Linked DNA regions of Homo sapiens: region 1 is linked to region 2. The links are chromatin loops, found by intact Hi-C in ENCODE. Cell type or tissue: body of pancreas. All regions are shown on one strand. Each heading gives the region's core, and the rest is flanking DNA. Links, peaks and the distances in the headings are about the cores only. Region 1 holds the start of ANTXRL (ANTXR like). Region 2 has its middle 39 kb from the start of ANTXRL.

Region 1 (16,000 bases), core at 5,202-13,201, 46 kb before region 2:
ATTTCCATGAATAACCACATGGTAGGGTTCTGCAAGGACAACATTCAAAAGGCTGAGTGAGGAAGAGTAGGGGGCTGCCTCCCCTCTGACCTCCCTATTCCTGGAGATCCACCCCCAAAACCGAATTCACAGAGGCTCCTGTAAGGAAAGAGCTGTGTCTGAACCAACATCTATGTGTCCACTAGGTCAAATCTTCATCTGGTGTCACTGAGGGTCCAGGAGGAGGCAGCTGGGCCTTAAGCACACTCAAGGACCCTCTCCCTACCATTCCTGAACCAACACGCTCAGGAAAGGCCTTGGTCCTTGCACAGGGCAGGCTCAGAGTGGTATTCCTGCCCTGAAATCTGTGGTGCTCCCTCGGCCCCAGGTGTGCAGGCCGTGCACTCAGCCAGGCCCTCCCTGATGTCAGGTGTAAGCGGAGCCATAATGCTGCCTGAAGACACCATGTCTCATGCCTCAGCTGGGCACCCAGGCCTGGATGCCTCCTTCAGGGCTGCTGAACATTCGAGGTCTCTCCTCCCTGTCTTTCTGTGTGCCTGTGGCAGGCAGGACACCCACAGCATCAGGGCCAGGACTCAGGTGGGGCAGGCGAGCCACCTAGGACCCTGCTCAAGGGAATCCATCACAGAAGCCCTGTTTTAGCTGTGATTCCAGAGAACTACAGGTGATTTCTCATATTCTGCTCTTCCTGAACCAGCAAGGACCACAGGGCACCCATCCTGAGGCTCAAGGAGTGTGTCCTTCCACCACTGTAGCTCCTGCCCTGACCCAAAGACCACAGGGGACACATGCAGGTGACGGCTGGACCCAGGAGCCAGCCAGGGTTCCCGCAGGTCTGCAGCTGCCAAGGGCATTGGCCTCCACCCCTGCCTCCTGGCCCAGGCCCCACGCATTCCAATCCCTGCTGATGCTTGGGGCGCCCCCGGTCCATGCACCCAAGGAAAGCTTCCTGTGAACCCTGCTTCCTGCCTTTCTGCAGTGTCACACCTTCAAGGCGGGCTGTGGGTGAAGTTGGCCTACCGACATGCTTTCTGAGGCTTTCAAAATGGGAGCCTGCAGTTAAAAGCCTGAACATTAACCACAAATATCTAGATTTCCAGCTTTCTTGGAAAATGGGAAATGCAGGCCTTAGTGGGTTTGTGTTTCTCCATGTCAGCTCCTGGCTGGGACCTAGGGAACCATGCTCCTCAGATGAGGAGCTCCGAGGCCCACCTCACTCCAAGGCCCTCAACGCTGACTGCTGACATCAGCCAGCTGGGCCTGGCCTACTCTTCCTGCTCAAGGTGCCAGCCTGGCTCTCGTAGTCACCCACTTGATGGATACTATGCTGCCCTTGGAAGAGCCTGGGCCTGGTGGGGGCACTGAGGCTGTGAGAGACAGCAGGAAATGCCAACTTGGTGCCCTGTTCTGAGCAACTAGACATGGGCCCCTCAGGGCAAGCCTGGGGTCCTCTCCCACAGCTAAGGCTGACAGCAGCTGCTTCCAAATCTGATGCTGCCAGGCAACTTCTTCCCCACTCAGGCTTCCAAAAAGCCCTGGCCAGCCAGACACTAGGCTCAGTGTGTGCCCGGGAGGGAGCAACTGGGCCTGTGGCCTGCGCCCCTTGGTCAGCCCAACTTGGCCACTCTAAGCAGGGCTGAGTGCTGCCCCAAAGCTCCATGGACAGGATAATTGCAAATTACATTCTGGGCTGTGTTAGGACTATGTATTGCAAGCAAGCATTTTTTTTTTTTCAAGGTGGATGGATGAAGAGAGAGGGGGGGTGGGAGAGATAAAGGAACATGGCCAAACATTCATTGTAAAATCCCAGTGGTGGATAGAGATGTGTTTGTGTTCATTGTACAATCCTTTCCACTCACCTACAGGTTTGAAAATTTCAACAATAAAAGGGTGGAAGAAAACCAAAGAACTAAATAAGAAAATTATGCTTAGACATAGACAACCAGAAGTCATGATACACCCTGGGTGACAAGTGACTGATGAGAGGGACAGACCAAGCCCTTGGGCTGCAGGGAGTCAGAGGGGCTGGTCATCAGGGAAGGCTTCCAGGATGAGGTGCCCTTTGAACAGGGCTGTGAAGGACAGGTGGGCTCGGCCCTTCAAGGTGAGGCAAGGCTTGCAGAGTGCCTGTGCTCCACCTGGTCCCACCTCTGCACAGGGCGCCCAGAACAGGAAGTGGACCCTGGAGGGCCTGGGGGTTCTGCTAAGAGCCTCAGACTCCTGCCAGGCTGGAGAGGGAGATGCCTGTCAAAACCCTCCAGCCATGTGTGGGGGATGGGCTCAGGATGGGCCTTGAGCGGTGAGGCCACCAGAGGCCTCTCCCAGGCTGGATAGGAGGCCCAGGGCTAAACAGGGGGAGTCTGGGCTGCATGCCTCCCTCCCTGGCCTCCTTCCTGGGCTCCCTGGAGACCTCCTGGCTTCTCAGTGGCAGCCTGCTGAGAGGGCTCATTCTGTTGCATTTGGGTTTCAGGCTCCTGCCTTGCCCTTTCCCTCCTGTGACTGTCACCCTCCATGTGGGGCAGCTTTGCACAACTCAGCCGACAGCTGACAGATCAGGGCTGTGACTGCCGGGCCACGTGAGCAGAGGCAGAAGGCCGAGCTGGTGGGCAGAGGGCACCTGCCACCTCGACTCAGCTGCCTCCAGGGAGGAGTGAAGACTCACATCCTCACCTGGGGTTGACAGGGCTGCTCAGACGCCACAGGCTGTGCGTGTCCAGGGGACATCATCAGAGGAGCACAGCTGTCACACTGGCTGCACGGCTGAGCCGCTTTAAATCAGGAGGAACAGAAAGAGACCCCGAGGGGGAGGAGAGCCCTCTCTACTCCACCCCTGCCCTCAGCTCTGCATGGGGGAGAGGCGGGGTCGGGGACAGAGCCCAGGACCAATCATGGAAGTGTCAGCGTAGCTCCTGTTTCAGGGACCTGCCAGCTCCCAGCCCTGTGCCAGTCCCTGCACAGCCCAGTGCCTTTGGACTCACGAGAGGCCTGACAGCGTCTTTTCTGTTCATGGGAGGCACTTCTGGAGCTCACTGACATTGGACAATTTGCTCCTGGTCGTGTGCCCATGGAGAGCAGAGCTCAGACATATACGGTGTGTCTGTCCCCACAGCCTACCGCCAGGACACCCTGCAGTGAGGAACAGGGAGGCCAGAGCCCAGCTGCTGGATGCCTCGTGGTCTTGCTAAGGGCCTAGTAATGTCCTCTCGTGATGAAGGGAGGACACCCAGGGCTCCCTTCAACTCCAGCAGCCGCAGTTGTGCAACTGCCGGCCATGCAGACCCCCAGCCTACACAGAAAGAGCTCAGGACAGACAGAGGCATCACAGAGGCCCACACAGGACTGTCACAACCCATACTGGGACCCCAGCTGACAAGAGGGCATCCTCGCTACGTCTCAGACAGCATGGACAGGCACTGGGATTGATCCTGTGGGATTGAGGTGAGCTGAGGGTGTTTGTGTGGACGACTTTGTCGGGCTATGGAAGTTTCCTTCTGCTCATAGGGTGCTGTGGGATGTTGACACCCCTACTTCTTGTTCTTCATCCCCTGAGATAACCGCTTGGTTCCTGTTTCCTATTTTGTTGATGTGGTAAATTACACAGACATTTCAGCTCCTGCACCTGCCTGGCCTTCCTGGGAGGAGCCCTGGCTGCTCCTGCCCTGTGGTCTGGGTTAGCTGCTACTCCATGCCATTTGCTGGTGTTTCCCTGAGAGCTTCTCACACATGTCTTTTCTTGCTTTAGAGTTAAACTTACCGTTGTGAGGTTACAACACACTAATTGTACAAAGGTACTCACACCACCACCCCCGCATATTGCCCCCACACCAATAGACACATTCACATCCATGTGGGCCACATGTCCACTCCCACCGACCCATGCACACTGGACCACAAACACACTCAACCCACCCCATACCACACACATCACACCACACACCACACACCCGAAGTACACACACCCACACACCACACACACACATAAATAGCAAACACACATACACCAAAAATACCAAAGACACACCACACATCCCATACACACACCACACACATCAGCAACACACTCCCAACTCCCCATACGACACAAACACACACTGGACACCACATACCTGCACACCAGACACCCTTCCCACACACCAGCAGCCTTCCACACACCAGGCAACCTTCCCACACACTCCCACAAGACCCCCACTCATGCCAGACACACACAGTGCACATACACCACACACACACACGCATATATGCTCCCTACGTACACTCACACCCCCACATGCATATTACACAGCACCTCAGCTCCCACACAACATACACCCCACAATACAACACACACAGATGCATCACTCATGCACACCCCACACACACCACACTCACAGCACATATACACACCCCACACAATCTCACACACATTTCCACAGCACACAGACCACATATTACCCTCTCCCGCAGATTTCACACACATCAAGCCTCCCACAGCACAACTTCCCAGACATACTACACATACTGCACCCACACAAACTACATACACACATACCACACACACCAAACACATACACACCACATACACACACCACACTCACACACTCCCCACACACATCCTCCCCCACACATACCAAACAAATGCACACACTCCATACACGCATGCACTCATGCACACCACCCTTTGGCTACCCCAGGGCCTCCGCAGCTCTCACCTCCTACACACTCAGAGGAAGGCTCCACCGATGTCACATCAAGACAGACCTTTGACGTGAGCTGGAACACAGGAGGGGTGGGGCGGGACAGGGAGAGTGAGCTTCCTGCCAAAGGATCCAGGTCCCCAGCCCCTCACCTCTGCCCACTCACGGCATCAATGGTGCTTCTCAGGGCCTTGAAGCCATTCTCCACTGCAAACACGTGGCCAGGGCTGTCTGCAATTGCTGTTATCTACAGAGAGCAGAGCTGGGTTGGACTCCCCACCAGGAGGTGAGGATGCAGCAGACCCCCGGCCCAGGAGACAGTGTCTTGCCCTCATGCTTTGGGGGCAGCAGAATGTCAGGCTCTGAATGTCACAGACTTCTCCAGCCAGCAGCCCACTCTTAGGGAGCGGGGAGCTCTTCCACCCTCCCCTTTGGCATGGTGGGATTTATACAACATGCTGTCAATCACTTCTGCAGTGGCCATGAGTTGGCCCAACTCACTTGGGGCAGCTTAGACAACCGTCCTTGGGGTGGCCCGGGACGGTTGGCTCGAAAGTGACCACTAGGCTTGAAAGTGGCGCCTGGTTACCTGCTTGGAATTACCTGATCCAGATTATAATCAGCCACACCCAGGGTGTAAACGTTGGCCCCCAGTTTCCGAGCCTTTTGAGCCTAAGGGAAAGAAGGCATTGCATATTGGTCATCAAAATACATGGAGCAAAATGCTGGTAAGTATGAACTGGACTCACTTCTCTGAGAGTGTCCTGAAATGCATGTGCCACCAGTTCTCCATCAGTCATAGCAATAATCATGCTGGGAACCTTGTCTGTAGAAGAAGCAAAGAGTGGCCTGCTCAGCAAAGGCACCAGGAGTGACCTCCAGAAGCTCCGGAACCCCTGCAGATGGCTGGGCCCACAGCGCTGCCCACTCCAGGGCATGGCCACGTGCCCCCACCTCATCCTCCAGAGGAGAGGCTGCCAAGACCCAAGCACCTGCCACCCAGAGACCTCCTAGAGTCAGGGAGGTCTCAGCCCAGCACCCATTTTACAGAGAAGGGGCTGAGAGGGGCAGGGTCTTTCACACCAGGCTGCCTGAACCCTCACCCACTAGCGACCTGCACCACCTCTGCCTGAGGGCAGCTCCAGCCAGGACTCCACAACCACAGGCCTGTCCCACGGGCAGAGGGAGGAGCTGCTGGGCCCTCCTGTAACAGACAGGCTCAGGGAGGCTCCCAGGGGGCCAGGTCTTGCTGTAAGCAGAGCCTGCAGGCAGCCCTGCCGGCATCTCTGGGCCCAGGAGTTCAGGACTCCAGGCCAGTGGCACCTGGGCAGGGGACCCCACAGCCACCTCAACGCCTTTCCTCTCCAGCCCTGCCTTTTCCTGACAAGAGCTGCAGCAACACAGTGGGGAGGGAAGTTGGGGGCCCTGGACAGCCTTCTGTACCATATGAGACAGGGTCAGGGGATGCAAGTCACTCGGAGGGAAGACATGCAAGGGAGGAGGAAGGCTAAGGTGTGTGCAAGGGGCAAACCCCTTGGCTCTTCCCTTGTCCTTTTCACACAGCCCAGCTGGAGGGCAAGCACCTCAGGGTTATGAGCACCAGAACTGCACACGCAGGATCCCACACAGTTCTCAGAACTCCATGGGGTGAGGGCTTACTATGCTCATTGCACCAGGGAGGGACCTGGAGCTCAGAGCAGGTGAGCAACTTGCTCCAAGAGGCAGGGCAGGTGTGGCCTTGCAGATTCTGCACACAGAGCTCTCTGAGGCTCACACCCAGCTCTGTTCCCCCTACAGGACCACCAGGGGGACGGCAGGTGCTTACTTCCGGAGTTGAAACTTTCGATCTGTTGAATTGCCTGCAAGAAAATGAAGAAATATTGAGCCTGGACAGTGAGATGCTCCCACTGATGCTCTAAGATTTTGTAGGTTAGGGTTAGGGTTAGGGTTAGGGTTAGGAGATCAAGGGGTCTATACCTTTCTAAATCCTGCCTGCATGAATGTGTGACCGTCAGGCACAATTTTCTGAAGTTGGTCAAGACCGTTTTTTATTCTATTCCTGAAAAAAATTTAAAAAGGTGGTTGACCTGGAAAGACATTGACTGTTAAAAATCAGCTCCCAAGCTCTCCGGGAGCCACTGTTCTTTGCGCCAGTCCTCCTGGATGAAGGAGGGGCCCAGGCAAGGGCTTTGTCCTCCTCATTCCTCATTGTGATTTTGACCAGAGATTTCAAGCCCTTCTGAGCTCATCCGAGTTACAGAGAATGCAGGCCTGGGGAACTTCACCAGGGCCCTGCTTGGACCATCTCTGGTGACAGTAGGAGTTTCCCATGGATGAGCAACTGTGAGTCAGGAACTGCAATGGGGCTGACTTTCCTAAACCTAACCCTAACCCTAACCCTGAACCAGGGATGGGCAACTGAGAGTCAGCCACTGACAATGGGGTTGACATTCCTAACTCTAACTCTAACTCTAACTCTAACTCTAACTCTAACCCAAACCCTAACTTTAACCCTGAACCAGGGATGGGCAACTGAGAGTCAGCCACTGACAATGGGGTTGACATTCCTAACTCTAACTCTAACTCTAACTCTAACTCTAACTCTAACTCTAACCCAAACCCTAACCTTAACCCTGAACCAGGGATGGGCAACTGAGAGTCAGCCACTGTCAATGGGGTTGACATTCCTAACTCTAACTCTAACTCTAATCCAAATTCTAACCCTAACAAGGACGCTGTTGTGTTGGGCACTCCGTCCTTTAACAGGTAGGGCTGCATTTGGGAAAAGTCATCCTGCTAAGCCACCAGCCCTGCACCCAGCCCAATGACCCCAGACCCCTGACCCTGACTCAGTTTCCTGCTCTATCTTTACCCTGATACAGGAAGTAGCAAATCTGCTTAGAGTGTCTGGCCTCCTTGACTTTCTGTGCCCCTGAAACAAAAAGACCAAAGGCTGGAGAGGCAGCCCCGACAGCTGTGCATGCAGGGGCTGAACACTGATCTGCGGACTGGCCGGGGCATGAGGCCTGTCAGTTGCTGTTAAAGCAGACAGAATGGGCTGGGGCAGTCAGGACTGGCTCTGGTGGCAGGACTGGGACAGGCTGGGGACTTAGGGTCAGGCTAATTCAATGTGACAGGCTGAGCCTGCACAGCAAGGCTGAGCAGAGCATGGACCCTGAAGGATGGCTTCCCACTGTGGGCAGAGAGTCCCTGCCATGGCCGGAGCTCTGAGAGCCCTGCCTGCCCAGCCCAGGAGGGGAGGAGGCCAGACCCATCCATACCCAGAAGAGGCCATGCCCTGGCCTTCCTCTGGCCATGCCCAAACCCCGCTCCCCGTCTGGGTCACTCGCCACAGTCCTCCCCCATAGACTTGCTTTTTACCACCTCACACCCACCCAGTCTCTCTGACAAACCCACAGCGCAGGACACACAGACTCAAGCTCCCCTACTCTGTATTCCCTCGAAACTGCAAGTGGGGCCCAGTCCCCCATCCAGTCCTCAGTGTCCTCACCTCTCTTCTGTGCTTCATCTCCTCTGGGCCCAGTTCCGGGCATGTGCATTGGAAGTGCCCTCACCTCCGGCCAAACAGGAACTCTGCTGTGCTCCCTGCTGGGCCTGGGCTCCAGCCTCCTGAGCTTGTTCCTCCTGCCTCCCTCCACTTTCCCAGCCTGCCCTGGAGCTCAGAACCCCACCCAGGGGCTCCCCAGTCTGGGCCTGCCAGCATCCCTGCACTAAAGCCCCACTACTCCCACCACCAGCTTTGACCCTGTCTCCCTCCCACACTGGTCAGGGCAGGGGGAACAGGCACAGAGCAGCAGCCAGCACAGGTGTGTGTTCACAGGACACACACCCCCGCCCTGCCAGCCCCTGCACCCTGGGAATCCTCACAGCCACCTTTCAGGGAAGGAGGCAGAGCGGAGAGAGGGCAGGGGAGCGTGAAGTGGGGGAGGCTGAGAACTTCTGGAGCACAGGGGCCTGCAGGTAACCTTGCAGCCATGGGTAGGAGGATGCAGGGGAGCCGGGGCTAAGGTCAGGTGGGTACTGTGAGTTGCCCTGACCGGCCTGCCCTGTGTGCTGTCAGGCTCCCAACCAAGGTCTCCGGGAGCCCTTCAGCTCCCTGGAGCTCCCTCTGGCCAAGCTCATCAGGCCTCCCTTTGGGGCTCAAAGCAGCACTCACTTGTCTGAGGTGAGTGGCAAGACAGTCTGGCCGTCTGTGGAGTAGGTGATGAAGCACATCCGAATATTTGGGCTGTGAAGGAATCATGTGCTGGTGAGAAGCCAGTGGCACAGGCTCAGAAGCCAAGGTGGTGAGGCCAATTCCCCACCTCCCACCCCAACTCTTCCGCTTTGGAGCCCCTTGCTGGACACAAGGAGGTGAGATAAATGTAGTGAAGGACTCTGAGGCCTGTGGAGACAAGGGCTCCATAGAAGGGAGAGTCAGGATGGCAACTCACTGCATCCCCACACTCCCAACACCCCAAAGACACTTGCACACACACACGCGCACACACAGGCACACACTCACACACATATGCACACACATGCACACACAGAGGCACACACACACACAGGTGCACACACCACACAAACACCCACACACATGCATACACACACACTCACACATGCACCCATACACATGCACCCATACACGCACACACCCACACACAGGCACACACTCACACACACAGGCACACACTCACACACAGGCACACTCACATGCACACACATGCACGCACACACGCACACACTCACACACAGGCACACACGCACACACACACAGGCACACACGCACACACTCTCACACACGCACAGGTATACACACCCCCCCACACACATGCATACACACTCACACACACACACAGTCACACACATATGCACCCACACACATGCACCTGAACATGCACACACTCATATGAACACGCACACACGGCACCCACACTCAGGCACCTGCACACACACACACACAGACACACATACCTTATAATGAACAGGCAGGGAGATGCACATACAGCCCTCCCAGCTGGCCTCCCTTCTACTGGAAAATTCTTTGCCTCTTCACCCCATTCCCTCCTCCCTCTCCTCTCCGTCATCCCTCCTTCATCTCAGACAAGTGACTCTCCCTATTGGCAGCCATGCACACAGCCTCCCCTTCCTCTCCCTGACCCTCCTTCCTGCCGGCTGACCCTCAGTGGCCCTCAGCGACAGTGCTGCCATACGTCCCCAGCGGAGCTCCCCATGGCTCCTGCCCTTGTTGCCCATTCATTTTACCCACAGTCATCAGACTTTTCTTCCTTAAGTGCCATCTTGATCATGCCACTCCCCTGCTCAAGAGCCTTCTCTGGCTCTCTATGGCTCAGAGCAGGAAATCCCAGCTCCTTGGCCTGGCATAATGAGCCCCTGTGGCTTTGGCCTCAAGCTGACCTGCCCAGCCCTCTCCCAGCCCTCCCTGAGCTAATCTCATTCCCAGCCAAGTCAGACCACTCACGCCACCACAGGTCCCCTGTCTTTTCCATCCTGCAAGACCCAGTTCAAAGACCCACATCCTTGGAAGCCATCCTTGACTTTGTCCTTAGGAGTTCCTGTTTTTTCCTTTAACCTTCCACGGAGTTCTTTGCCCCCTACTTGAACCCTCAGCAACTCGGAGTTCCAGGACTGAGTCACTGGTTTCCCTGCCTATTGTCCCTTCCCAGCGTGTGATGTCCCCAAGGGCAAACTGCCTCCCCTGCAATATGTCTGGGCTCACAGGCAGGAGCCAGCCAAGGCCGCTGAGACCCCATGGAACCAGTGAGTGCTGGCCTCATTCCTGCTTCAGAATGCCACCTTGTGCTCTGTGTCCCCCACTGAAGGACTCCCACGCCCACCCCATCTGATGGGATGTGCCCTCTGCCTGCCTTCCAGAAGAAAAGCTCTCTGCAGCTCAGGGGAGGCTGCCATGCAGAGATCTGTACCTTTGGAACCTCGCCACTGTTTCCTCCACCCACATATAAAGGTCAATCCAGTTATTGTTCACGCTGCCAGACCTAAAACAAAAGGAGATGTGGGTCAGGGAGATGAGTGCATCTCTCCGATGGGCAAGTGTCTGCCCCGCCCCCAGCCTCCCAGCAGGCTCTTAACAAGCTCTCCTGACCCCAGCACAGCTGAGGCTGGGGTACACCCCCAGTGGCCACTGGATCATCCGAGGTCATGAGTTTCACCAGTTGAGTGGTCAGCATAAGGTGACCACCCAGCCCCATCTGCCTGGGACTGAGGAGCTTCCTGGGATGTGGGGCTTTTGTTGCCATCCAGGTGGCTGATCAGGTTAGGTGGGGCACTGTGTAGAGTGGAAATGGGAGAGAATGTACTGGTTGGAAAAGCCCCCAGTGAACAATCCAAATATAGAAAATCAACCAAAAAAGTTTCATTTATGATAGCATCAAACAGAACAAAATACTTAAGAATAAATTTAAACAAGGAAGCTAAAGAAATGTGTACTGAAAACTATAGAACATTGCTGAAAGAATTTAAAGACACAATAAATGGAAAGATATTGCATGCTTATGAATCAGAAGGCACAATAATAATATTGTTAAGATAACAATGTAATCTGTATCAAAATCTCTACAGCATTTTTTGCAGAAATAAAAAAATTTGCACTAGATTTCATATGGAATTTCAAGGGACATTAGTCATACAGCAAAAAAAAAAATCTGAAAAAGAAGAACAAGATTGAGGATACACATTTCCTGATTTCAGAATTTATTACAAAGCTACAGTAATCAAACTATTATGGCACTGATGTAAGGACTGACATGTAGAGCAATGAACAGAACAGAGAGCTCAGAAATAACCTGTCATGTCTGTGGTCAAACGATTTCCAACCAGTGTGCTAAGAACACTCAGTGTGGGAAAGAACAGTAGTTTCAAGAAATGGTGCAGGGAAAATTGGATGTCTATGTGCAAAAGAATGAAGTTGGACCCTTCTGTAAACCATTACAGAAATTCACTCAAAATGGGTCAAAGACCTAAATGTAAAGGCTAAAACTTTTAAGCTCTTAGTAGAAAACATAACTTTTATGACATTAGATTTGGGGATTTTTTTGGATATGGCACCAAAAACACAGGCAACAAAATTAAAAATAGAAAAGTTGAGACTGTATCCAGATTAAAAACTTTTGTGCATCAAAGGACACTACCAAAGGAGTGAAAAGACAACCTGCAGAATGGGAGGAAATATTTACAACTCATATACCTGATAAGGGATTAATATCCAGAATATACAAAGAACTCCTACAACAACAACGAAAAAGAAACAACAAAAAAATGCAACAAAAAAAATGGGCAAAGGATTTGAATAGACATTTCCTCAAAGAAGATATGCAAATGGCCAATAAGCACATGAAAAGATGCTCCACATCACTAGTCACTAGGGAAATGCCAATGAAAGCCTCAAGGAGATACAACTTCACACCCATTGGGGTGACTATTATCAAAAACCAGAAAATAGCAAATGTTGGGCTTTTGTTGGTGGGAATGCAAAATGGTGCAATCACTGTGGGAAACAGCTTGGCATTTCCTCAGAAAGCTAAACATAGGATCACCATAGGATCCATCAATTGCACTCCCTGGCATATACCAAAAAGAAGTGAGAGTAGGGACTCCAAGAGATACGTATACACCAGCGTTCATAGCAGCATTATTCACAATTGCCAAATGGCAGAAGCAACCCAAGTGTCCATCAACAGACGAAAAGATAAACAGGCCGGGCGAGGTGGCTCACGCTTGGAATCCCAGCGCTTTGGAAGGCCAAGGCCGGGGAATCACGAGGTCAGGAGTTCAAGACCAACCTGTCCAATATGGTGAAACCCTGTATGTACTAAAAAATACAAAAATTAGCCTGGCGTGGTGGCATGCCCCTGTAGTCCCAGCTACTCAGGAGGCTGATGCAGGGAGAATCGCTTGAAACTGGGAGGTGGAGGTTGCAATGAGCCGAGATCGCGCCGCTGAACTCCAGCCAGGCAGCAGAATACTCCAACTCAAAAAAAAAAAAAAAAAAGATAAAGAAAATGTGGTACATATACATACAGAGAAATATTATTCAGCCATAAAAGGGATGAAATTCTGATGGATGCGACAACATGGGATAAACTTGAAAACATTATGCTAAGTGAAAAAGGTCAGACAGAAAAGGCCAAATATTATATGTTTGCTTGATTACATTGTGTGACTCCCCTTACATGAAGTACCTACAATAGGCAAACTCATAGATAGAGAAAATACACTAAAGGTCACTAGGGCTTGGGGAAGGGAGGAATGGGGAGTTATTGTTTAATGGAAATAGAAGTTTTTTGGGTTTTGATGGGGATGGGGTTTGAGACAGGGTCTCACTCTGTCGCCCAGGATGGAGTGCAGTGGTGTAATCTTGACACACAGCAGTCTTGACCTCTCAGGCTCAAGCGATCCTCCTGCCTCAGCTCAGGCTGAGTAGCTGGGAGTGGAGGCACACATCACCATGCCTGGCTAATTTTTGTATGTTTTGTATGGACAGGATTTTGCATGTTTCCCAGGCTGATCTTGAACTCCTAGACTCAAGCGATCCTCTTGCCTTGGCTCCCAAATTGCTGGGATTACAGGAGGGAGCTACTGCTCCCGGCTGAGAATAGAGTTTCAATACGCAATGATGAAACATTTCTGGAGATGGATGGTGGTGATTGCACAACACTGTGAATGTACTTAATGCCGCTGAATTGTACACTTAAAAATGGTAAATTTTTGTTATGTATGTTTTCCCACAATTAAAAAATTACTCAAAAAATACAAGGGGTCATTCCCACTTAGAGCCCTCAAATGTCACCTGGCCAAGAATAGGAGCGCATGGGAGGCTGATTCATTTTCTTCCAGCTCAATCCAATCAATGAACAAGTGAATAATGAGTCTCATGAATAAGCTGGACGCTAATGACCAAAGAGCCTGCCTGCAGGCAGTAGATGTTGTTTCTGCCTGGAGGATTACCGCAAGTTTCTCAGGGTCCCGCCCAGCTGCGTGGTCTTTGGATGGGCTTTGGAGTCACAAAATCCAGAGTTTCAATTCAGCACCATGGTCTATCTGGAGGCTGTGGTGGGTCATTCCCTGGCCATGACCTGGCTCATTGCCTCCTCCTTAGAATGGGGCAATGCCCTTTACCCCCAGCCTTGTTAGGAAGACTCATTAAGGTTGCTTTTGTCTGCTCCCTTTACATCCACTCTAGGCACTCCCTCTGCATTCCCCCTCATCCAGTCTGTCTGGGATTACATCAGGGCCTCTGCAGTTCCTGTGAGTTTCTAGCCTGTGGCTCTGCCTTGCCTGGCAGGTCCCTTCATCCCCATCCTCTGTCATCGCCTCTGACCTGCAAATTCTCCCTTCATCCTCATCACACTTGGCAAGGTGAAAATGAAGATACCCTTTTTACAGATGGGGGACACGAAGGCACAGAATGATGAAGCAACTTGCCCAAGACTATGTGGCTAGTGAGTGGACTCTGCCTGTCTCCAGAACTGAGTTGCTCCTTCCCCAAGAGTAGCAGAACAGTCAGAAACCATGGGAATTGGTGGGCTGGGGTACACGTCCCCTAACCATTAGTATCCAGGAGGAATGAGAAAAATCAGAGGAATTTCAACCTGCGATGCTGGAAAGTGTGCAGCACAGGAAGCCGGAGTCTTGTCACACTAGCTGTCTCTGGATGCTTCCCCAACCTCCAGGAGCCACCCTTGTCCAGGAACCAGATAGAAAAATACCTGTACTACTCACAGCCCAGGATTGTGGTGAGGTGCCAGGAGTGCAGGGGAAGGGCTTTGGAGGCCAGAAAGTGCTGCAACATTCTCCTGAAGATTGCACCACTGCTGCTACTGAATAAGCACAGAGTATTACCACCCAGCAGGAGGAGCAGGAAAGGGAACCAAGGCAATCTCTCCAAAGCTGAACATTTGCCTCTTTTCTTTCCTGGTGAGCCAGAAGGTGCCTAATACGTAGCCCAGCTTCCCCAGGGCCAGCCTGAAACAGACCAAACTGTTCTGAAAGTGTAGGAACTATCGCGTGGCTCTCCAAGTTGCAGAAGAGGCACTTAGAAGCAGCCAACCAAAGGCCTTCTCTAAGCAGTGACATTAGAATGCCCAACACAGGCAACAAAGCAATCTCTGTGGGGCCCAGTAAAATAGAAGTCATTTGCGTGAAAAAACAAACAAGCAAAACAACACAGAAACCCCAAACATCCGCAGTGAGCATCTGAGAACTGCTGAGAGGCAGGTCCGAGCAATCATCTGTTGCAGCAGCGTGAGGATGAGGATGCTGACCCAGCTGATGGAGGGGTAGGGAATCGTCCAGAACCCCTTTGGTGGCTTTTTTCCTCATCCAGGAGATGAAGCACCAGGGAAAAGAAAGCCAGGGCATTCTTTCTGCCTCAGAAAAACAGGAGGCCTAGGTCTGGTCTGACCAAAGTTTGGCCCTGCTTCTGTGACGGAAGCTTGCATCTCCTTGAGTGGTGTCCTGTCCCTAGTGAAAAAGAGACAGTGGCTCCTGAGGGTGACCCAGGGCCAGAGCTAGAAGGGACACTCACTTGTCCAAGATGAAGTAGAGGTCAAATGAGCCCTGGCATCTGTGACCTGCTTGCCCCTGGCGCCAGTGCTGCCTCCATCCTGGGCCATGGTGGTGGTGGGCTCTCCTGGAGCCCAGGGCCAGGCGGTGAAATATTCTCCAGTCAGGTCCATGGTACCGAAGGCTTCCTGCTCTAAAAAGCGGTGGAGGAAGCAGCAGCAGCAGCAGGAAGACCAGGAAGTAGGGCCCCAGGGACTCATGGCTCCCCATTATCTGGCTGTCCCTGTGACCCCACCTCACTCTTGGGTGCCTGTGCCAGGGCCCAGAGAGGCTGAGCACAGGCCCCTTCTTTGCCGCCTCCCCTTATGCCCGGGGCCACACCCCTCCTCCTGCCCTTTCACCAGTGCACACTATGGCCCTCCACCAGGTACCTCCCCAGATCGCAGGGACTAGGGTCAGCAGCTGGCTCTGGGAGACTTGCTTCCAGCTACCTGCCTGGCCCTTCCCCCACCCTGGGGACAGAATTCTCTGTTATGGTTGACAGGAAGGTTGACATGGTGACTTTGTGACCTGCAGCTCTTCCCAATGTCCTGCATGTTGACAACATCAGGGGGAGGCACAGGACCTTTGGAGGGGCTACAAGAGGAAGCCTCCATTTCCCTTATAACAGCCCTCACAGTGTCCCTTAAAACCACTAGACCCTGCTGTTTGTTCATTGGAAGAGTTAGCCCAGGTGAGTTAGGTGAGGACATTGCTGTGGGTGAGGAGGTCAAGGACTGGGA
Region 2 (16,000 bases), core at 4,707-12,706:
GATATCCCCGGAACATGTCCCTGGAGTGTTGGCCACCACTGAACACGTCTCCCCTGCACCCCCCACTAGATGGCAGCGTGCCTTCCCTGGTGGCTGATGCCAGACCGGAGGTGCAGGTCAGGGAGAGACTTCCCTCTGTCCTGCATATGTCCCTATGGGGAAGCAGGGGCAGAGCCTAGTTCTGGCTTCTGGGAAGTGCCTGGATACGATTTTTATCAACCAAAATAACAAACAGAGACTGAAGTGCTATTTATTCAGGAATAAGGCATGGAAAACACATGCCAGAGTAAACTATGTGCATATTTAGGGAGGTGAAAAAAAAGCAGAGAAAGGTTTTCAAAGGAAAATGAGGAAGATGCCATAATTGTTTTGAAATCATCCTTGGCGAAAACGTCGATACCACGGGTTCTGGCAGTCCTAGGTTGGCCAGGCAGTTGCTGGCCCTGGGAAGCCGGGGTCCTGGCAGCCAAGCCCAGTGGGTAGAGAGCTGGAGCCAGGCCAGCAGGCAGATGCAGCAGGGCCCGTGCCCTCCCCAACACTTCAGGAGGCATGAAAAGGATGTGGGCTCAGGATGAGAAGGTTCTATGTCTACATGTTACAGAACTCTCCTGAGCCCACCACACTCCCACAAAAAATAAATAAATAAATATATAAAGAAATAAAAATTGGGAAACAAAATTACAGACTTAAAACAAACAAACCCAGTTACCTCCTCAGGCTTCCCCCTTTTGGTAAATGGTGTCACTGTCCACCCGGTTATTCTGGTCAAACACTCAAATGTCATCTTTGACTCCTCTGAGCTTCTTCCTCACATCCATCCCACCAGCAAGTCCTGTTGCCTCCATGTGCAAAATACATCCTGGATCTGCCCAACCTGGACAGATTCACTGCACAAGAAATAAAACCCCAACCCCTTTCCAGGGCCCACGAGGCCCTGCCCCCTGTTCTGGATCACCTCTTTCCCTCCTTGACAAGGTCAGCGAGTCACTGCCCAGGGCATTGGCACATGATCTTTGCCTGGCTGGCTCCTCATCTTTTTAATTTCAGCTGAAATGTCACCTTTTCAGAGAGAATTTATTATTCATGGAAGTTTTCAACAGTATACAAAATAACAAGAATTGTGCCATAAACCTACTTTCAATAATTCTCAACCTGCCCCCATCTGCTTTCCTTGGAACCCTTACCACAGAGTATTTTGAAGCAAATCCCTGGCCTTGCATTATTTCATGTTCCTCTAGACCAGAAATTGTGGCTCTACAAGATAGGAGAAGTCACACATAATGAAGTGGCTGTCCCTGCCCCTCTGGTCCCCTCACCTCCTCTGGTCATGGACATCACAGCACGTTGCACTCTCTGTCATCTGTTCTGTCCTGGTTTTTTTTTTGTTTGTTTTTTAATTTTGTTTTCTGTGTCCCATGCAATCTCTAAATGTGAGTCCCTTGAGAGCAGGGACTCTGCCTGCCTGTTCCTGTTACACAGCAGAGCATTGCACAGGGCCTGGGTATGGTGGGTGCTCACAGGGGTCTCTGTAAGAGGAAGGCAGAGCCCAGATGCTGGTCCTGGGCCTCAGGGTCAGCTCTGCATGCTGAGGACAGACATGGGGAGAGACACTGGTCAGACAAGTGCATCGACATTCTTCCCATGTCATTTCCTTTTAGATGAACATCCAATCAGTATGGACAAGACTTCCAAAACTTGCCCTGGACCAAAGATAGAAAAACCTGGCAGGAGGCCCTATAGGTTAGGAGGCCAGGGGGTCAGGGTTGGGCACTGTGAGCTGTACAGAATGTGGATGCCACCCCCACTGCTGGGGCGGCACGTGTCTGCCACTGGGTTAAGGGCACCCTCTCCACCTTCTATTGTTGGTGGCCGCCCCCAAGGTATTCAGGGATCTGCAGCATCCTAGGGTCTGTGAGGAGGACAGGATGCAGGAGATGATTGCCTGAGGAATGGTACCTTTGCTCCAGGTTGCTTCTCAGAGTTAAGCCAACAGACTCTGTAAATACAGAACAGCTGGGATGGTGACACCAAGCAGTGGTCCCTGGTCATTTAGGACACGGTCACAATGGCATGAGACCCCATGCAGGGCCCCTCGCTGCCTGACCCACTTACCCTTTGGTCATCATTGCTGAGTTTACCTGCAAGCGTTTGGGGAATGACCTCTCATTACCCACGCTGTCCACTGGCCAAGGTCAAGAACTGCATCTCTCTGGGCTGGCTCTCACCGTCTGTGTTTTCTGTGCTTTAGGGAGTACTTCATTGAAGTCAGCTTGAACAACGGCAAAACATTCAAGAGCAATGTCAGCATCACCAGCACCACATGTGTGAGTACCAGCATGGGGCTGCAAACACGTATGAGGACTGTCCAGAGTCCCTGCACTAGAAGGAGATACACCCTGGGGAGCACAGAAAGGGCAGACAGTTTCCAGGCAGTCCCAGAAAGTAGCGTGTGCAGCAGGCACCTGAGGCTGCTCCAACCCGGCTTCCAGCTGGCACAGGTGGTTGAAGCTGGGAGGCTGTCTGCCAGGAGCTTAGAGTCCAGTACCTCTTGGGTGTCCACCTTCTCCACGTGGACCTCCCAGGCCCAGGAGCTCTGGAGGATTCCACACACTGCCATCAGGGTGCGTGTGCCACTGAACTGGTGCCCCAGCTGCTGATCTGGTCCTGAACCTGCTCATGACCCTGGCCCCTGAGCCTGCCTGGTTGTAACCTGCTGTCATTGCCCAGATGCCTTGAACCTCCTTTCTGCCTCTCCTCCTTGCTCGGGCCCCTGAGATGTCCCTCCCTGCTCCCTCACCAGGTCCTGCATTTCGTCCCCTCCTGCTGCTGAAGGGGAGGCTCTGGGCACTGGGACCCGGGCTCAGCTCCGAGAGGCCCCTGAGAATGGAAGTGCTGTGCCCCCAGTGCCTGCTTTTCAGAGCTCCACATCTTTGGGCAGCGTGGCCCAGGGCCGCATAGGGAGGAGGATGTGCTGGAGGGACAGGCGGGAGGCCTGAGCCCACTCCACCACCTTGTGTCCAGTCTTATTTGTGAGGACGCACCAGTGTTGACAGTCCTCCCTCTGGGTCTACCCCTGCCTGTCCCTGCATATCCACGCATGGATTAGCAGGCTGAACGCACACATTCCCCATCAGGAATCCACCCACTAACGGCTCCACAGTGACAGGCACATCAGGAGCAGCCCTGGGGCTCCAGCCTCACCGGCGGCCTTCATGCTCAGCCTCGGTGGTTCCTCTCCTTCAGCCAGCCAGGTTCTCAGCACAGGCCCCCTCCCCTCCTCTCCCCTCCTTTCTTCTCCCCTCCCCTCCCCTCCCTTCCCTTCCCCTCTCCTGCCTTCCCTTCCCCTCCCCTCCCCTCCCTGCCCTCCCCTGCCTTCCCCATCTTTCTCTCTAAACAGAACTCTGGATTTGGGGAAGGCCTGGGCAGCCTGTATTCCCACGGATGCTGCCCACGTTCCCTTTACTGTGAAGAACACCCAGAGAAGAGTTCTGGTTGCTTACACCCCATGTGGCCCTGGTTCTGAGCCAGGTCTTTCTCTGAGCTCTCTAAACCTCACAAGTGCCCCCAGGGAGGGAGGCCCGTTCTCTTTGCAGAGGTGTGGAGGCTGAGGCTCAGAGCTCTGTGTGGATGTGCCCACGGTGCAGAGCCTGGAATTGGGGATAGAGGCTGTGGGGATGGACCCGGGTCTCCTGTCCTTGCTCCTGCGCCTGCACCTCTCTTGGCTGCAGCACCCCCACCCTTGCCCATCATTGTACCTGGAGATTTTGTGGTCCTCACAGAAGCCCTGTGCTGCAGGCGAGGTGTGCAGTGAGGGTGGGTTTGTCAGACAGTGGAAGCTTCCGGGACTTTCTTGGCAGGGCTCTTGGGCAGAGACTTTCAGCGGGGCCAGAGGAGGGGTTTGTAGTTCCCTTGGAAGCATCCCTTACCCCCGGCCCCACTGTTGTGCCTTGAGGTGGGACCACCTGTAGAGAAGGGAGAATGGGCAGATGGGCCTCCAAGTGGTGGGCACCAGGATGAGGCTACCCAGGCCCTCCCAGGCCTGGCATTCCTCTGTCCCTTAGGCGTGGTTCATATTGCTGTCTTTCTCAGCCAGGGCATTTTTTGCAACTGGCTCTATTTTGTGCCGCCCCTGCTGCTTGCGCCACTGCTGCTGTGTTGTGTTTGGTGGCTGTGCCGCAAGAAGGCAAGTGATTTTTGCCCACCCAGCTCTGGGGCCCAGGCACAGGCCCACCCTCTGAGGGACTCTAACATGTGACTGCCCCATGATCCCGCCTGTGGGAAGTTTCCCTCAGCTCCCAGCTCATCACATGAGCCCGGGGAGTCGCAGACCTGTCCACACATTCCCAGAGCCTAGCAAACCTGGGCTTCTGCAGGGCCTCCTGCCCCGGGCTGGCCACAGAGAGCTGGCCTGGGATGTCCTGGACATGGGGCTGAAGCCTGCCCTGGCTCCTAGAGAGAAGTGACCCCAGAACCCCTGAAACCAGGGCTGCCTCAACAATCCGGACTTCTGGAAGCCACAGATGGACAAGGGCCAGGAGGCAGCCTTTGTGTGGAGGGAGGAAGAGAGGGGCCCCCATGAGGTCCTGAGGGCCCAAATGGAGGACAGTGCTGTAACCCCCAGCTGTCTGTGCCTTGAGGAACCAGCATGGATCTCAGCACATGTCTGGTGCCTTCCCCATTCCTTCATCTGTCTTTACTGAGCTCCAGCTTCCCCTGGGCCCCATGCTGGGCTGGTGAGGGACAGAAATGAAGCTCCCCACAGGCAGCTCACAGTCCTGGCTTGTTGTGGCTGAGGCTGAAATGTCCACCCCACAGAAGTGGGAAGGGCCCCCTGTAAGGCAGAGCAGGAGCCAAAAGCAGAGATGGAGGCTGGGGCGGGGAGAGTGTCAGGGGTGCTGGAAGCTGGGGTGGAAGAAGCCAGCCCGGAGAGCTGCAGACAGAGGACAGAGCAGAGGGTGGAGAGGACAGAGCTTAGCCCCATCCCCAGGCTCCGGATGCAGGTGTGGCTCCATTTGGCCTCTCTGGATCCCTGTTTCCTGGCAGGGACAAGGGTCTGGCTGGGGTTAGCTTCTAGGGACTGCAGGGCTGAGGGGTGAAGGAGGCCTGGCGAGCACCCAGCTGGGAGGGACACCAGCCCAGTGAACACAGGGGCCAGGAGTCGGGGAGCAGGCTGTGGCTCACCTGGGCTGGGGACCCACACCAGGGGCCATAGGCAGTGGTGAGTAGCTGAGGTAGGAGGCCCTGAGCCTGGGATGGGGTGGGAACAGGCCTCCCTGGCCAAGGGTGGCCTCTGAGGTGCTGCAGAGTGGGCCCAGGGAGGCTGCATCTGCAACCAGGTGGATGCGGACAGTCACCTGCAAATGCTGGGACCATTGCACAGCTCCCAGGGCAGGCCTCCTCCAACAAGGCTGGCCTTGGGAGAACCAAGGCGACCGGGATGAAGTTGTTAGCATTTAGGGGAAGAGCCATGTCTGCAAACCAGGAGGAGTTTGCTTTTTTCTCACGTGAAGGATGGTCCCCTGTGGTGTGGGCTTCTTACTGGTCCTTTCATTCCCCAGACACACATCTGGGAGTGGCCGGCACTGTGCCCGGTGCTGGCTGAGGCAATGACACCATACCCTTGCTCTTAAGAGTTGTCTGAAAAGTCAGCAGACCATTGTTTTTTAGGAGCTAGAGCAGGAGATACCATCATCTCCACCACCACAAACTCTGCCTCCACTGCCTCTGCCCCCGGCTCCTGTAAACACCTGCCCCACTGTGATTGTTTGTTGCTGTAGGTGTCAAGGAGTGTTCTGGATGAGAAGGATAGAGGTGAGAAGCACAGTGGAGAGGGGCTGCGACCCCCAGCCTGGAACTGTGGGAGGAGGGGGCAGATGGGTCCCACTGTGGAGACCTGGGCCCTGGAGGAAGGCAGGCTCTACAGGGGCTGGACTTTAGACACGTGATGCCAAGAGCAACCAGATGGCCACCTCAGCCTCGTGCCCCAGTGGCAGGCATATATGAGGGCTCCTGTCCTCTGCACCACCAGGTCTGTCCCCACACATTGAACTCCCTCTCTAGAAGGATCCATGTTTCTGTACAGTGGCAGCTTCTGATGTCTGACCAGTCCCTGGTTTCCACAGGGGTGCCTCAGCTCTGGCAATGGCCCTGGGCTTTAGACCACCTGCCTGCAGGTGCATGGGTCAGGCAACCTGAGTCACAAAAGGTCATGCAGATCAGAAAGAAAAAAAAATAGAAATGACCAGTCCTGACACACGTTCTCACCACCACGAACACTGCAAGGATGCCAGGGGCACCTGCCAGCCCGGGCAGCAGGATCTTCAGGCAGTGAGGAAAAGCTGTCACTGAGTGGGCTTGTCGCCTGCTGTAATGGGCTGACAGGTGCTGCAGGGAGGGGAGGAGGTGGAGGCCTGAAAGCGCCCTCACAAGACACCTGTGCAGGAGCTTGAGCCCCGGAGCCAACACAACAGCCACTCTCCCTGAGGAAACCTCCTTCATGGGCGGGTCCAGGGCCCATCTTGCTGAGGGGAACCCAGCCAGGCAGCAGCAGGGGGCCCTGCACAGGGGTAGAGAGGGCGCCTGGGTGGCTGATGTTGAGGGAGAAGGACCCCAGAGTTCCTACCTGGCTCTGCCCCTCTCCCCCTTGGTCCTGGCTCTGTCTGTGGTCGGATCTCTTGCTTCCTCCTGGGAGGGTCAGGCTCCTCTGCAGCCTCAGTGGGCATCTGGGGAAGCCAGGCCTGTCTCTCCTCAGAGTGTGGGGCACATGTCTCCAGGGGGAGGAAGTCACCTGCCAGCGGCCTGCACTGCCTTGCAACACACGGCCCTCATCCCATCCCCACCGGAGCCCAGAAAGGCCTGACTGCAGCGCCGAGTGGCCAAGGGGCTGCCCGCCGTGGGTCCTGGGCTGCTTTCTGGCCTGTTTTTCTCTGCCTTCCTCTTCTCTCTTCCCTGGTGTCAGGTACCTACTCCCTGAGCAGGGCATGGTCCTCTCACCTGCCTTCCCCTTGTGTGCCCCAGCAGCAAGGCTCCTTCTCCCTGCCCAGGCCCCCATGCTGGGCCCCCAGGCCTAACTCATGCTCCCCTTCAGGACCTCTGCTTGGAACCACAGGCTCCTCCCGCCTTTGGACTTTTTGTATGAATCTGCCCCTGGCTTTTCTTCTTCCTACAACCAAAATACTTTTTTGTCCAGATTCCAAAACTCTCTGTGGCCACAGTGACCATGTCTCCAACATGCAACCCTGCCAGGCCCCTCCCCCAGGGGGAAATGGGAGCTTTGTCTGCGTGTGTTCCTTGGGATAGAGCCATGGCGGGCCGGGGGGTCCTGAGAAGGCATCCAGGCTGCATGGCTTCATCATGGCCACGTTGCTTTTCAGGGCAATCTGGATATCTTCCGTGACCTCTCTCACCCAAGCTGCTGCCAGGTGCCATGGATGTGGTGTCAGCACAGGGGCCAGGTGAGCTGGGGCACAGGGACACACTTGATGGACAGAAGGCCACTGCTTTTTCCCTGACTGCTGTCCTCTGGGATTGTGGCTCAGAGAGCCATGTCAGGCGTCTGCCAAAGAGGACGGCACAAGACACACAGAAACGGTGCCCATGGGCCTCCCAGCCCGTTTCTGGACTTGGGACTATGTGCTTCCTTTGCTGGTCCCCTGGGGTCAGAAGTGCTGGTTGGGATGGCTGACAGCGTTGTCGGGGCAACATTGGTTCTAACAGGGAATAAGGATTCCTTCCTGTATCATTGCCTTGGGACCATGGGGAGGACGAAATTGTTAAGATTTTCTCTTTGTAACTTATTATGAATGAGGACTAATAATTACTAACGAGGCCTCAGTAATATACAGAGTCCTCTGTGGGCCAGTTGCTAGCCTAGGCCATGCTTTCACTGTTTTCATCCTCCCAGTAACTGTACCTACGTGCTATTATTATCCAGTTTACTGAAGGGGCCTGAAGCGCTGAGATATTAAGTGGCATGTCCTTGCTCCTAAAGCCCGCGAGTGATAGGGCTGGATGTGCCCTGGGCCTGGCTCCTGCCCTTACTCTGCACTGCTCTCCTTTCGGATCAGCACCAAGGGGCTTCTCTGCTCAGGCCCTGGGTCCCTGGAGAGCCCTGCTACTGGCTGGGCCTGGGGCTCATCTCCCTGTGCCTCCCACAGTCCAGCCTTTTACACCTGGAAGATGATCTCATCCCCAGGGTTTATAGAGGGACCTGCACTGGCCAGACCTCCTGCATCAGGTCAGCATACGCTCTCAGTGGCCAGGTGGCTGCGCACTGAGAAGGCCTTGCAGGCTGCAAGCCTCTGGACGCTGCTGATAAGAAACGGGCCGGGAGGCCCTGGGAGGCGTGCTGACACCTGGCAGGGCATTGCTGGTGTCAGAGGCAGGCAGGGCTGCTCCAGCTGCTGGGTTCCTGGCTCTGTGCCTCTGCACAGGGCTCTCAATCCCAGCCACGCTTGCACAGAAGCCCACTTTCCATCTGAGGTCCCATAAGGCCTCTCCACGTTGCCACAGCCCAGTTCCAGTCCACAGCCTAGTCCAGATTTATGCACTGAACAGCGAGAGGCTCAGTCAGAAGGGACAGAGCTCGACTGTGGGGTGTGAAAACGGGCACCTCAAGCAGAGGGAAGGCAAGAGACGGGAGGGTGGGCATGGGAAAGGGCCAGAAATGGCCTTACTGCCCAGTGTGGTGAGATAGGGGATGGAGCAAGTCTCTGAAATTGTCCCATTCCCAAAAGCAGCTAAAGTTTGGGGGAGGGTGGCAGAGTAATTGTATTAAGGAGGGCAATTACACTGCCCAGGGCTCTGCCAGGCCCTTTCCGCTGTCACTGTGTGAAGTTCACCCTGAAATTCTCCAGCAGGAGAGACAATCTGTATTTTACTAATGGCAAAATAGAGGCCCAGAGTGGCCCAGAAAGTTGCCCAAGGCCACAAGTGGCTGTCTCCAGGGCTATCAGAAATCAACCCCAGATCTGTCCCTAACCCAGGGAGGCCCATAGCTGTGGCTTGTAGACCTGGGCTCCCTTCTAGCTCCTCTGCCACAATCTAATTTGACCTTGTCCTTCCCAACTGTAGTCGTGAACACCCGACTGAGTGTCTTGTAGGATTTCTGTCGGGTACCCAAGAATTCAGACAGGCTGACAGGAATTCCTGTTCTCCTCTTTAAGCCTTTGGTGTGCTGGCCCCAGGGTCTAACGTGAATCATACACTAAAGAGGACGCGTCCCCCTGAGACCTTCAGCCCATTTCAGAGCCACAGGGTCAGACTGTAAGCCTAGTCATGAGTGTACAGAGCCAGACACCAGCCAGGCTGCTGGTGAGCTCAGCAGCTTTCTGCTTGGAGACACTGGGAATGTGACCTTCCTGCCTGAGCCAGGGGTTCCCTGAGTGAGAAGGAGCCCTGAGGCTGGAGGAGAGAGAGTGCATCTCAGTGAGAACCCGCTGGAGACCAGGCTTGGATGGGTGGCTCGGCCCCAGCCAGGCAGCCCAACTGCAACTGCAGGGCTGTGGAGGCATCAGTGAGACGTCCTGCCAGGACAGGCATAGGCTGTCTGTCTCTTCACTGCAGAGTGAAGAGGCCACCTGTGTGCTGCACACCCCTCTTCCAGGATCTCCCCTCAGACAGGGATTCACTCAGGCCCTCAGCAGGTTGGGGGATCCTGACAGAACCAGTGCATGCCTCTTTCTCCATCCATGCCCGGCCTTGTGAGGAGGCTATTTCCAAACTCCTCTTCCTGACTTGGCATTGTGGGCTGACCTGGGGGTGTGATAAGCTCGGGAAGTTGAGCCTCTTCGACTGGAGTGTGCTGTCGAATTTAGAGGAGCTGCTGCCTTTTAAAACCTTGTTTAGTTTATTGTTTCAGCAAATCCAAACATTTTGCATTTCAGCACATAATAATGCAGGAAATTCTCCAAGGCTCAGTTTACCAAAAACCTCAGCATTTTTGTGGCAAAAGCAGTCAGTCTTGTTTAATTTCAATTTTTTTTTGTTTTAAATTGAGTGTGTCTCCCTGCTCCATCACCTTCAGTTCCCTGAATAAATTTTTTGATAGTGTCCTCTTCCAGGCCATCCCCACTACACACTCATACAAAATGAAGCAGCAAGATTCAGAGGCTCTTGAGCCAGACTCTACCTCCCATCCATGCTGAGGATTCTCCTTCACCTTATCCTGTGGATGCTCATTATGTTAATGGGAAACAATATTACTCGATCCATCAGGAAAGTCAGGCTAATAGTGTGAAACCTTACTCTCTGTCACCAAATATAGTGCCCACAATGATATAACAGCCTTTCCAGTGAGTTTAATTCGTGTGCGCACCACAGCAGGAGGCCCTTTAGAAACTGGATCTCATTTCATTCTCACAACACCCAGGAAGGCTCATAGCTGCCATTCATATAGATCTTAAGGTGGGCCAGACACTGTTGCAACTACATTCCACAAACTAATATATGCCATAACTCTATTGTGGGGAGGAAGCTAGAGGCCCTAGAAAGTTAGGTAACCTACCCAGGGTCACACAGCCAGGAAGCAATAGGACCAGCATCCAACAGCCTGGCTCCAGGTCCTTACTGTGTGCATGGCCACCTCTCTGTCCTGCAAGGTAGTCACTACTGTCTACATTTCGCAGCTGTGGACACCGAGGCTCTGATGTTTAGTGATAGGCTCAACGTGGCAGGGTTGTTGAGTGGTAGAGCCGGGCTATGAACTGACCTGAGGGGAGGCTCATGTCTGAGTCAGGTTCCGCCCCATATCCTGCTGTCAGAGTGATCTATGGAAACACCTGCAAGTGCATCTCTCTACAGTGCAAAATGTCACACAGCAGGTCCTTGAATAACGTCATTTCATTCAACGTCATCTGAACACTGAGTGAGAAATGACGATGCTGATCAGAAAAAAATCCATTCCCGGCTGAGGTCACTGTCTGTGTGGAGTTGGTGTGTGAAAAATGGCATTGGTATTTTTTTTAGTAATTGCATCGAATCTGCAGATGGCTTTGGGTAGTACAATCACTTTAGCAATATTAACTCAACCAGTTTGTGTAAATGGGATGTCTTTCCATTTGTTTGTGTCCTCTTCAATTTCTTTCATCAGTGTTTTATAGTTTTCCTTGTTGAGATCTTTCACCTCCTTGGATAAATTTATTTCTAGGTATTTCTTTTGTAGTTATTGTTAATGGGATTGCCTTTTTGATTTCTTTTCCAGCTGTTATTATTGGTGCTACTGAATTTTGTATGTTGATTTAACAATTTTTTTAAATTATAATAAAGATGAGCATCTCACTATGTTGTCCAGGCTGGTCTCGAAATCCTGGGCTCAAGCAATCCTTCCACCAAAATGCTGGGATTACATATGTGAGCCACTGCACCCAGACTCTATGTTGATTTTGTATCCTGCAACTTTACTGAATTTGTTTGTCAGATCTAGAAGTTTTTTGGTGGAGTCTTTAGGTTTTTCTAAGTATAAAATCATGTCATTTGCCAAGAGGGAAAATTTGACTTCCTCTCTTCCAGTTTGGATGCCTTTTATTTCTTTCACTTGCCTGATTGCTCTGGCTAAGATATCCAGTACTATTTTGAATAGGAGTGGTGAAAGTGGGCATCCCTGCCTTGTTCCACTTCTTAGAGGGAAAGCTTTCAGCTTTTCCCCATTTCATATGATGTTAGCTGTGAGTTTGTCATATGAGGCCGTTATTATGCCTAATTTGTCAAGAGTTTTTGTCAAAAAGCTTTTTTTTATTTTATCAAATACTTTTTCTGCATCTGTTGAGATGATCATATGGTTTTTGTCCTTCATTCTGTTGATGTGATATATCATGTTTATTGATTTGTGTACGTTAAATCATCCTTGCATCCCCAGAGTAAATCCCACTTGATCATGGCGGGATTATCTTTTTGATGTGCTGTTTCACTCAATTTGCTAGTATTTTGTTGAGGATATTTTGTGTCTATGTTCATCAGGGTTATTGGCTTGTAGTTTTCCTTTTTTGGTGCGTTCTTGTTTGGTTTTGGTATCAGAATAATGCTGGCCTCATAGAATGAGGCCTCTTCTATTTTTTAGAATAACTTGAGGAGAATTTACATTAGTTCTTCTTCATAAGTTTGGTAGAATTTGGCAGTGAAGCCATACAGTCCTGGGCTTTTCTTTGTTGGTAAATTTTCACATTACTGATTCAATCTTGTACTCATTATTGGTCTGTTCGCGTTTTCTGATTCTTCTAGTTTCAATCTTGGTAGGTTGTAAGTGTCCAGGAATTTATCCATTTTCTATAGGTTTTCCAGTTTTTTGGTAAATAGTTGTTCACAATAGTTTTTGATGTGTTTTGTATTTCTGTAGTATTAGTTACTATGTCTCCTTTTTCATTTCTGATTTTGTTTATTTGGGTCTTATCTCTTTTTTTCTTGGGTAGCCTATCTAGCAGTTTATCCATTTTATCTTTCCAAAAAACCAACTTTGCTTTTCATTGATTCTTTGTATTTTTAGCCAATTTCATTTAGTTTTACTCTGATCTGATCTTCATTGTTTCTTTCCTTACACTAATTTTGGGTTTGGTTTGCTCTTGCTTTTCTAATTCCTTGAAGTACGTCATTAGATTGCTTACTTGAATTGTTTCTACTTCTTTGACGTAGGTCTTTATTGCTACAAACTTCTCTCTTAGGCATTGCTTTTGCTGTATACCATATGTTTGGGTATGTTGTGTTTCCATTTTCATTTGCTTCAACAAATGTTTTGATTTCCTTTTTAATTTCCTCATTGACACAATGGTTGTTCAGAATCACATTGATTAATTTCCATGTACTTGTACATTTTCCAAGTTCCTCTTGTTATTCATTTCTAGCTTTATTCCATGATGGTCTGAGAAGATATTTGGTATGATTTTGATATTTTAAAAATTTATTGAGATTTGTTTTGTGACCTGACATATGGTCTATCTTGGATAATGTTCTATTTGCTGATTAGAAGAACATGTATTCTGCAGTTGTTGGATGAAATATTCTGTAGATGTCTCCTAGGTCCATTTGTTCTAAGCTGTAGGTTAAATTTATTTTTTCCTTGTTGGTTTTCTTTGTGGATGACATGTCTAATGGTGAGAGTGAACTGTTGAAGTCCCCAAAAATTACTGTATTGAAGTCTATTAGATTTAATAATATTTGCATTATGTATATGGGGGCTCTGGTGTTGGGTGCATATATCTTTAGAATTGTTGTATTTTCTTGCTGAATTGATCCCTTTATCATTATATAATATGACCTTCTTTGTCACTTTTTAATGCTTTTGTCTTAAAGTCTGTTTTATCTGATATAAGTATAGCTACTTCTACTCACTTTTGGTTTCTATTTGTGTGATATATCTTTTTTCATTCCTTTCCTTTTAGTCTACATGTGTTTACATGTGAAGTGAGTTTCTTGTATGCAGCATATAGTTGGGGCATTTTCAAAATTCATTCAGCCAGATTTTATCTTTTAAGTGGAAAATTTAATCCATTTACATTCAAGGTTATTATTGATATATGAAGACTTATTTCTGTCATTTTGTTAAATGTTTTCTGATTGTTTTGTATATTTTTCCTTTCTTTCTCTCTTGTAGTTTATCATTATGGTGTGCTGGTTTTCTATAGTGGTAACATTTGAGTTCTTTTTCTTATTTCTGTGTTTACTCTACCAGCAAGTTTTAGACTTTTGTATGTTTTCATGACGGTAGCTATCATTCATTCACTTCCAGGCATAGGACTCCCTTAAGTATTTCTTCTAAGGCTGGTCTAGTGATGATGAATTCCCTCAGGTTTTGCTTGTGTGGAAAAAACTTTATTTCACATTTTTTAAAGATAAAGAATAATGTTGTTAGGTATAGTATTATTGGCTGACAGGTTTTTTGGCCCCCTTTTTAGGGGGGAAATATATTATCCCATTCTCTCCTGTATTATCCCATTCTCTCCTGGCCTATAAGGTTACTGCTGAGAAATTAACTGTTCTTCTGATCGGGCTTCCTATATATGTGACCAGAGCTTTTTCCTTTCTCTTACTCTTTTTAGAATTCTCTGTTTGACTTTTGACAGTTTACTATAATGTGCTGTGGAAAAGACCTTTTGAGTTTTTAATTACCTGTGAATTTCTAAACTTCTTGTATCTGAATGTTAAATCTCTTACTAAATTTGGGAAGTTTTCAGCTATTATTTTGTTAATCAGGTTTTCTATACCTTGGGTCTCTTCACCATTTGGAACACCCCAAATTTCTGTTTTTGGTTGCTTTATAGTGTCCCGTATGTTCTGTAAGTTTAGTTCATTGTTTTTTATTCTTTTGTGTGAGTAGGGCATGGGGACGGGGGCTCTGGCTGGGTTATTTCAAAAGGTCTGCCTTCAAGTTCTGAGATGCTTTCTTCTTTTTGCTCCACTCTACTGTGGAAGCTCTTGAATAAATTTTTATTTTGTTCATTGAATTCTTCACTTTCAGAATTTCTGTTTGATTCTTTTTTCTATTATATCTGTTTCTCTGGTGAATTTTTCATTCATATCCTCAGTTGATTTCTAACTTTTTGTATTGTTTATGTCCTCTTGTGTCTTACTGAGCTTTTATAATATCATTTTTAAAAATTATTTTTCCCACGTTTCATAAATTTTTTTTCCAGTGAAATCTGTTGCTAAAGAATTATTGTAATCTTTTGGAAGTGTCATATTTCCTTGTTTAGTCATGTTTCTTGCGTTTTACATTGATATCTGCACATCTTTTGTAACAGTTGCTTCTTCATACATTTTGGATTGGCTTTTTCCTGAAGATATTTCCATGGTTTTTATTGGGTAGGACACTTTAGCTTTGCTTCTAAGTGTATGAAGTAATGTAGTGTCTCTATGATTTCTTCACCTCTAAGCAGTATCAGTGGTGTGTGATTTCCCTAGTGGCTTAGGCTGTGGTTGTTAGTGGAGGCTATGATGATGTTTTGCTGCGGTTGGGGATGTTAGGTGGGTGTGCCCTCAAACCCTGATGGTGGCAGTGGCAGGGTAAATGTACCTCTCCTTGTGACCCCAGGCAGTGTACACAGGCACTAGTGTCAGCAGGTACAAATGGGCCAGTTCTTAGGCCTCCATGTGGCTGGCTTGGGTGCTGGCAGTCATAGTGGTAGGCCTGGCCAGCGGGCAGGTCCTTCCCTTGGCAGCATGTGTGGAGTGAGTGTTGACAATAGCAACAACACAGCAACTCTAAGGCTCTGAAGCAACACACATCAGTGTTAGTGATGGCTGGGTAGGCCAGTTCCCTAAACCCAAAGTGGTACATGCAAATGGATGCTGGCTGTGGTGGTAGTGGTAGACTGAGTGGGTCCATCATCAGGCCCCTAGGAGGAGTACATAGAGGCCAGCAATGGTGAACAGAGTGGGGGTAATCCCTAGGCCCCCAGGCAGTGTGCTTGGGCACTGAGGTAAGCAGTGTCAAGGTGGGTGGGTGTATCCTCAGGCCCCTCAATGGAACACTCAGGTGATGGCTGTGGTTGGCAAAATGGAGGGGTCCCCAGGCCCACTGGCAGAGTGCTCAAGTGGCTGTGGCAGTGGCAGCAGTGGGCCAGGGGAAACTGTCCTCAGGGTATGTGCAAATGGCTGGGCCATAGGCAGGTTGCTTACAGTGGCTCCAGCCATAGGCAGGAGTTCTCAGGATCTGGGAAGTGTGAGATTCAGCCCCTAGCTGTTGAGGGGTGGCAGCAGCAGTGGTAGCAGCAGCAACAGGGAAAACCAGTAGTAAAGGGGATGCAAGTATGCGTGGCTCTGCTGCCCAAAAAGGGCAAAGTCACTGTCAAGTGGCATGTGCTTTGGCCCCAGTGACAGCAACAACAGATGCAGTGAGCAGTAGCAGACCCTGCCCTCAAGGCATGTGCATGGCAGCCTTACTGCTGGGGTGGGAACAGGGTTGCTGTCCATGATAACTGCCCCAGGTAGACAGTTTTCAAGCTCTAAGAAACCCACACTTTGGCTCCTTTTTCTCTGAGGGCAGCCTCTCAGCACACTGGGGAGGCAGCCT

What was found. Peaks named below come from ENCODE experiments on the same cell type or tissue, not always from the same donor. Only the 100,000 strongest peaks of a DNase experiment are listed, where the experiment ranks them.
Region 1: it touches region 2 in a loop (2.0-fold over the local background); 4 of 110 quality-filtered maps call a loop at or near these places.

What each region holds. Positions count from the first base shown.
Region 1 is chr10:46,286,751-46,302,750 of GRCh38, reverse strand. ANTXRL (ANTXR like) reads right to left here and starts at 15,754. Exons shown (of 17, transcript NM_001278688.3): 1 at 15,241-15,754; 2 at 10,622-10,693; 3 at 8,851-8,922; 4 at 6,651-6,732; 5 at 6,499-6,532; 6 at 5,423-5,499; 7 at 5,277-5,345; 8 at 4,840-4,920; 9 at 4,689-4,749; 10 at 1-29. The coding sequence starts at 15,488. RefSeq lists enhancers at 2,218-2,796, 4,484-4,984. In body of pancreas, for the core only: a CTCF peak has its summit at 8,272 (motif pointing left); a DNase peak (open chromatin) is centred at 8,260.
Region 2 is chr10:46,240,345-46,256,344 of GRCh38, reverse strand. It overlaps the pseudogene ANTXRLP1. Among named protein-coding and RNA genes, the nearest start is that of ANTXRL, 39 kb to the left of the region's middle. RefSeq lists enhancers at 4,117-4,618, 4,694-5,194, 6,403-6,902. In body of pancreas, for the core only: no CTCF peak of the experiment used is centred there; a DNase peak (open chromatin) is centred at 8,344.